Linked DNA regions of Mus musculus: region 2 is linked to region 1. Evidence: chromatin contacts called from ENCODE Hi-C or POLR2A ChIA-PET data. All regions are on one chromosome and are shown on one strand. Each heading gives the region's core, a stretch centred on a gene start or an enhancer-like site at or near the end of the contact. The rest is flanking DNA. Distances are from core to core; before and after follow the strand shown. Region 1 holds the start of Slco4a1 (solute carrier organic anion transporter family, member 4a1). Region 2 holds the start of Mrgbp (MRG/MORF4L binding protein).

Region 1 (3,458 bases), core at 685-3,184:
TGTTCCACTTTAGGAGATCACAATGGTATGAATTCATAAAACACAACAGCACCCACCTGGGAAGCAGGTTAAGTCAGAAGACTTCTGTAACAGAAAGAGGACTCACAACAACAGGCCCCATATGTCAGTGAACTGAGAAAATCTGAGTGTCTGGAAGCAAGGCATAGACAGAGTCCAAACTGCTGCAAAACAGTTACTCGGTAGCTCTCCTGCTGGGCCCATTTACAAGTCTTTATGCTGCTGGTCCTGGCCCAGGCCCTGCCCCTCTCTTCACCCAGTCACAAGCCTCCGTCTTGCCTGCCTGGCCCCTCTGCAGTATTGGGGAAGGTTCTGGTTGGGGCTTGTCCAGCATCTGCTTTGGGGACCACACCCAATGAGCTACAATTAGATCATCCAGGAAGAATTTATCCAGGTAGTACCTGTTGGTCTTTCCTAGTGGGCAGGCAAGGCAAGTCTTGCACCTCATCACAGCCAACAGGTAGGTACCTTTGGCCACCAGCATAGTCCTGTCCTGGTAACTGCTGGTTCTCTGACCTGGCTTTCCTCTCTTCTTGAAGAGAGAATGGCTGGCAAATGATACAAACCTCCGGTCTCCCCTGTGTCATTTCTAGGCAAGCCAAACATCCCGGTGCCCCAGGCTGCTCCTCTGTGCAAGGGGACTTTAAAATGCTGCCTGGGACTGCTCTTATCCAAAGCCCTCTCCAAGCCAGCAAATGCCAGGCTCAGCAAACAGCGCCTGCTGTCCCCATTACCACAGCTAAGATTTATAAATAATTCGGCTAAACACCAGGTGTTCTCTTCCCTGCCGTCCACCTGCCCCAAGCTGCTTTAACAACAGCTGACTAGACAGCTACCTTGGTTTACTAAACTACAAAACAAAACAAAACAAAACAAACAAACAAACAAAAAACACTGCCCTGAAGTTGGGATAGTTCCATCACAAATGGGCAGTTTCAACACCTTGGGACAGAAACACCCCAAGGCCATGTCTGGGGGAGGCCAGCAATCCTCATCACGCTAAACTCAAGCCACTGCGCCTGGGGCCCCAAGCTATAAGGTGCGACTATGTGTCTCTATCTCATTTTTCCTACAGATGCTCACCTCTCCTGTGAAGGAGGTACCCTGCCTTGAGTTCCCGGGTTTGGAGCTAAGCGTGCCAATCAGGCAGCAAAGCGACCCGAACTCTCGTTGGCGTACACACGCGTCCGGGGGCATCGGAGAGCTGCGTGAAGGTACCGGGCCTCAGGGACCCGGGCATCCGCGCTCCTCGTAGGGACAAAGCCCGCCACTAGTGAGCAACTTCCGTGCTCCACGTTTCCCTCGGTCTTAGCAACAACCACCACAGCCACTGGATCTGTCGCTGAACAGACCCGCAGAGGCTCGCACCTGCGTATACTAGCAAACCTTTAACCTGGGCCGACAGCTCTAGCGGTCCCCCCCCCCCCCTCACGCTTTCCTGCGCCCCAAGTCCACTCCCATCTTCCCTCTCGCTCTAGCGCAGCGGCTCTGCCTTCCCCCACCCCACTGCAGACTTGCAGCTTCCCTCATGTGCAGTGAGAAGGGGTGAATTCTGCATCCGGCTCCCTTGAGCCCACTCTGTCCCCGCATTGGTTCCCCGGGATGTGTCTTCAGACAACGCACCCGGGGCTCCGCCGCGCTTTAGTCCAGCCTCCGCAAACACCTGCCGCGCTCCTGACGTCAGCAGGTCGGAGTCTGGCATACCTAGGAGGCATCTAGTACGGAGCCAGACCCTGTCCCCATCCTGGTCCGAGACCTCAAAGCAGTCCAGATCCCAGAGCACTCACCTTCCCACGAACCCGGCTGCCGCGCTGCGCCCTGCGCTCTGGACTACGCGCGCAGCCCACTCCCGCTTCATTCATCGCCCAAGCCGCTCCCGCAGGGATGGGGGTAGTGGCCTCACCACCGCCACCAATGGCAGCGAGGCTCGGGCGGGCCGGGGCCAGAGGTGACAGTAGCGAGGGCGCGCCGGGGCGGGGCCGAGCGGAGGGGCGGAACTTGGGCGGGTCAGGGACAGCACAGAGAGCGGGACTTAGCTAGTGCTTTGCACGCGGTGATTTCTTTCTGTTGGGGGACACTCTGGAGGTTGCAGGCTAGGAAAATATGGCTCAAGTCTCACTGCGTCGTAGATGCCACCTGCTCAAGCGTGGAACCGAGGCGTTGGAGGGCGCGAGTAGCGATCCCCTCAGGCGTGGGGTACAGCTCCAGCCCGGCAAAGGGATCTCTCCACTCTCTGCTCAGGTCAACCAGTGAGTTCAGTGCAACGGGGCGCTGGGCCAAACCACACCCTCACCGGAGGAGCCCACAGGGTTCCAGTTCCGGGTACTCTTGACCTGAGATGGAGAGAGAATATACCAGTCACCTTCAAATTGAGGCGTTCTCTGCTGTGCGACCTTGAACATATTTCTGAACCCCTCTGGGCCAGTTTTCGCATCTGTAAAACTAAGATAATTAGCCATACGAGTGTGATGGCTACTGCTTGTAAGCCTGTGGGTATTCGGAAGGCTGGGGCAGAAGAAGGGTCCCACTTTCATAGTTCTAGGCCAGCCTGGGCTACAAAAGAAACCCAGTCTCAGAAAATCAAGCAAACAACCTTTTTTATTTTTTATTTTTCTTTTTTTTTTTAATTTTATGATTCCAACACATCACTGAAGGAAATGGAAAACAGTAGCTGGTCTGAATTTAGCCAAGTAACAGCCGACAGCCACTAGCCATTAACATCATACCACTGACAATCAACAGCCGATGGCAGAAACTCTCCATATATGTCTCCCTTTGGGGTGTATTACATTTAATTGAAAATACATGTGAGCCAGGTGTGGCGATGTTCACCGATAATCCTATACATACATGGGGCTGATGCAGGAGAATCTTTAGTGGGAGAGCCACACTGGGCTACCTAATAAAATCCTGTCTGGATTTAAAAATAAAAATAAAACAAAACAAAACCAAGAACAACAACCAAAGCAAAACAATAGAAACAAAATAACCTTCCCCAACTCTCCAAGGCATCCAGAGTTTATAATCTGGACAGGGGAAGTAAAGGCAGAAGGAATCAGAGTCTGTGATCAGCTTGGGCTACACAAAAGTAAAGTTAGTGTGGACCCTGCTGTCAGCTCATGAGGACATCACTAGTCACAGGGTGCCTGGGGACAGACCCTCCATGCAGCCTCGGGAGCTAAGGCAGGGCTCTTCCTTTATGTCTAGAGAAGAGACTGGCTGCTGAGCTTAGTTCTTCCAGCCTGACTTGTTATTTATCAGCATGTCTTCCCGGAGTGGGTGTGGCCGGAACCTACTCATGTTCTATCCTGGGAACCTCTGGTGATGACTTCAGGGTCTAGGGTCTACTTGTCAACATGTGAGTCTCTGCTCCAAAAAAAGCTGAGCTTCACTTCCACTGCCCCAGGTGTTGACCTCCATACCTGAGGCTGCCTCTGCTC
Region 2 (3,458 bases), core at 672-3,171, 120 kb before region 1:
TCAAGGGCAGGGAAGTCAGGAGTGTCCCCAGGGAGAGGGCTTCTCGGGCAGGAAAGTCATAGGCTCTTAGACTAGTAGGGCACCCCAGAGTGGGAGGCCACGTCCCGTGGGAGGTCGCAGGCTCCGCCAGCCCGCCCGACGGTTTATCCCGCCCCACCCCCACGCCGGTGCGCGGCGCGGCGCTCACCGACAGGCTTGTGGCCCAGCATGGCGTGGAAGAGGCACACTTCCACCTCAGGGCTCCACACCACCGTCTCCTCAGCAGGGCTCGGGGCTGCCTCGCCTGGGCCCTTGTCGCCTGGGGCGCCCGTGCCGCCCACCTCGGCCTCCCCCATGGCCGCCGGCGATTGACGAGCGCCCGGCGCGAGAAGGGGGAAAATACTACAGGCTCCGCGCAGGCGCACTTGGTGTGGAGGGCGCGCACTCGCCGGGCTGGAGAACGCCGCGTGCCCGCGTCCGCGCAGGCGCAGCGAAGACTGGCTTCCGGTGCAGCAGCGACTCCTGGTGGTTGAACCTTTTACTGCCTACGGCTCTGTCCGGAGAAGGCGAGGGAACAAACCTTATGCTTTAAAAATGCACCAGATGGGCGTGGTGACACACTCCTGTAATTCTAGCTCTCGGGAGAGAGAGGCAGGAGTTCTGAGTCAGCCAAGTCTGCATAGCATGACACACACGGCCCAAAAATCTGGGCTTCACCTGGTTAGGTAATTTGGAAAAGAACTCAGCTAGAAGTGAAGGTGTGTCTCTCCTTGCCAGAGATAAATTGTACAATATGTAAATTACATCTCACTAAAACTGTTTAAGAAAAATAGTTTAAACAACAACAGCAGCAACAACAATAACAACAACAACATCCCATGGGCTAGTGAGATGGCCCATCTAATAGAGATCCTTGTGCACAGCCCATAACTGGAACTCCACCCCTGGATCCTAGAGCTGGCAGGAGAGGAGCAATTCTTAGGAGTTGTACTCTAGAGCTGGAGACATGGCTCAGCGGTTAAGAGCACTGACTGCTCTACCAGAAGTCCTGAGTTCAATTCCCAGCAACCACATGGTGGCTCACAATCATCTGTAATGGGTTCTGATGCCCTCTTCTGGTGTGTCTGAAGATAGCTACAGCATAGTCATATAAATAAAATAAGTAAAAAAAAAAAAAAAAGTTGTATTCTAACCTCTATATGTATTCCATGGTATATGCACACTTGCACACACACACCATAAATAATTTAAAAATTTAAAGCCCAACAATCACATTTTGTAGGAGTGAAGCTCTGTATATCTTTCAGTAGCCCTGACCTGAGTGCACGACAGTCCCAGAATTAAGTGCTTCCTTGGCATCAGAAGACAGAAATCCAGGTCCTGTCGGCCTTGCTACCTACCTGTACCTCCATTCTGTCCCTACAGTGGATCCACTCCAGAAGTGGTTGGATGATTAACTCAGACTGTCAGAATTTCAGGCAGGTGTTAGTAGCTCTACATGGGATTGGATAGGGCCAAGGGCTGGGCACAGCAGCCTTAAGAACATGGTTGCTTCTGGGCCTGAGTCACCCCAGTCAGCTGTGCCATGGGTCCTACCCTGCCACCCATCCAGGTTTCATTACTTACCCATTCCTCAGCCATTGCCAGGCATCAGAATCCCTTTTCTGACTGATGCCTCTCAGACTAAGATGTTGAGAACCTTTGTTCTCCTTTGTGCTATGGGGCCACTGTAGCTCTGAACTCTTGGGTCTTGATAAGGATCACTTGCTGGCTGCCACAAGCCTTGAATCCAGTCCTGACACTCCACTTGCCCCTCATTCAGGCCTGTAACCAGACAATGCTCACAGCAGGGAACCATGGAGGGTGCTGGCTCTGACCTGTCTCATTGTCTGGGACAGCTCAGAGCTCAGAGCCAGACAGCAGTCTGTGGCCAGGCTTCAGCTTTCCCACTGTGAAAGCGTAGCTGGTGGAAAAGTTCCCACAATGCCACAGGGGAGGTGTGGCCCAATAAAGCTTCATAAGGGGGTGTGGGGTCACTGCTATCATGTGGATATGATGCAGCTGGGAGTTATGATCTCACAGGGGCGGTGCCCTTGCCTCTGCTTGGTTGGCATGCAGAACTTGGCTTAGTTACTGTACGGCTGGGTGAAGCATAATCTACCATCTGGGACATGTCATAAAGCAAGTTCCCAACCTAAGAGCTGCCACATATTAAGTGCCCAGGAGCTGATTGATAATATCCTGGTTATTCTCTGAATATCTAAGGCATGGTAGACTCTGCTGCTGACTGCTTCTGGTTCCGGTCCACCTTAGTCTCACCCCTACCAGGTAGGATACTCCTTCAATTTGGAGTGCGTCCTTCTTCAGGGAGCTTCCCTATGTAACCCTCAACCTCATCTATCCTAGCTGGTCCTCTCTGGTTTGTGCGATCTCTGTACTCAGACCACATCCTACCAGCCATGACATTTGCAAACATCCGTCTGTTACTTCAGAACGCGTGACTGGCAATATAGACTTGATGCCTATAGACAGGTTGGATGGTTTAGGAGAGAAGGATGACTTCATTCTTTCTCTCCACGAAGCCACAGCAGGTCTCTGCAGAACTCTCTGTTAGGTAGTAGGAAGTAGCTGAGCATCAAGGTCAGCAGCTAAGACCCCGCCTACTATCCCACGCTAACTTCTTATTTTCATGAACATGTAGGCTCTCTAGTCCAAAAGCATGAATTAAGAGGAAGCTGTGCTTGTTCGTTTTGTAGCGCTCCTGTGATTATCACTCTCTAACAAGGAGCTGTAGAGAAACCATTAGCCCATGATCATGTGTGTGATCCCGTAGCTTCAAAGTGAATTCACACCTGTTGGGAGCTGAGAGGTTCCTTCAAACCTGATAGAAGGATTTCTTTGGTCTGGAGCAGGTGTCTGTGTGGCACACCACCAACTTTCTGTAGAAATGGCTGGTGAAGTTTGCCCAGATTTGTCTTCTCCGTGAGGTCTTCAGGTGGTTCCAGGTGGCCAGGATATAATCAGCTTTGTAGCAAGACTCCTTACTTCCCAGATACAAAGTAGACAATGATATATATCTACTAGCCAACTGGTCAAGTCCTTTCTCATTTGTTGCGACTCCTGCTGCTTAAGTCTTTTATACAAGATAGATACAAGTGCTGGGATTCTTGATCCTAGTGTGAAGGGTTCAGACTGGGCTCAGGTGAGAAATAAAGGCCATAGAAATGCTCTCCTTCATTTAATGAATATACAAGCCTAATAGTTTATACACCAGTCTAGTTTACTTTGACCAGTGTGAACTATTCCCCAGACCATGTCTAGGTCTCAACCAACTGTTATTTCTTATTCAAGGTCTTATGTATCCCAGGTTGGCCTCAAACTCATTCTGTGGCCAAAGATTACCTTGAACTTCAGTCCCCATTCCTCTACCTCCTAAGTGCTAGGGTAGCAGATATCTGCTGGTATATATCCTGGGGATT

Evidence for each region. A loop is a pair of places that touch in the nucleus more often than their neighbours do. ChIA-PET counts read pairs that join two places held with the same protein, here RNA polymerase II (POLR2A).
Region 2: POLR2A ChIA-PET joins it to region 1 with 24 read pairs in Patski. The contact joins the promoter of Mrgbp here to the promoter of Slco4a1 in region 1. A Hi-C loop is called at or near these places in 1 of 37 maps with a recorded cell type or tissue (mature B cell). POLR2A ChIA-PET finds 5 or more read pairs at or near these places in 1 of 5 experiments (Patski).

What each region holds. Positions count from the first base shown.
Region 1 is chr2:180,454,721-180,458,178 of GRCm38, reverse strand. Slco4a1 (solute carrier organic anion transporter family, member 4a1) reads right to left here and starts at 1,934. Exons shown (of 12, transcript NM_001355218.1): 1 at 1,806-1,934.
Region 2 is chr2:180,579,685-180,583,142 of GRCm38, reverse strand. Mrgbp (MRG/MORF4L binding protein) reads right to left here and starts at 1,921. Exons shown (of 6, transcript NM_028479.2): 1 at 1,606-1,921; 2 at 188-532. The coding sequence starts at 335. Gm30144 (a long non-coding RNA gene) reads left to right here and starts at 1,275. Exons shown (of 5, transcript XR_001783605.2): 1 at 1,275-2,307.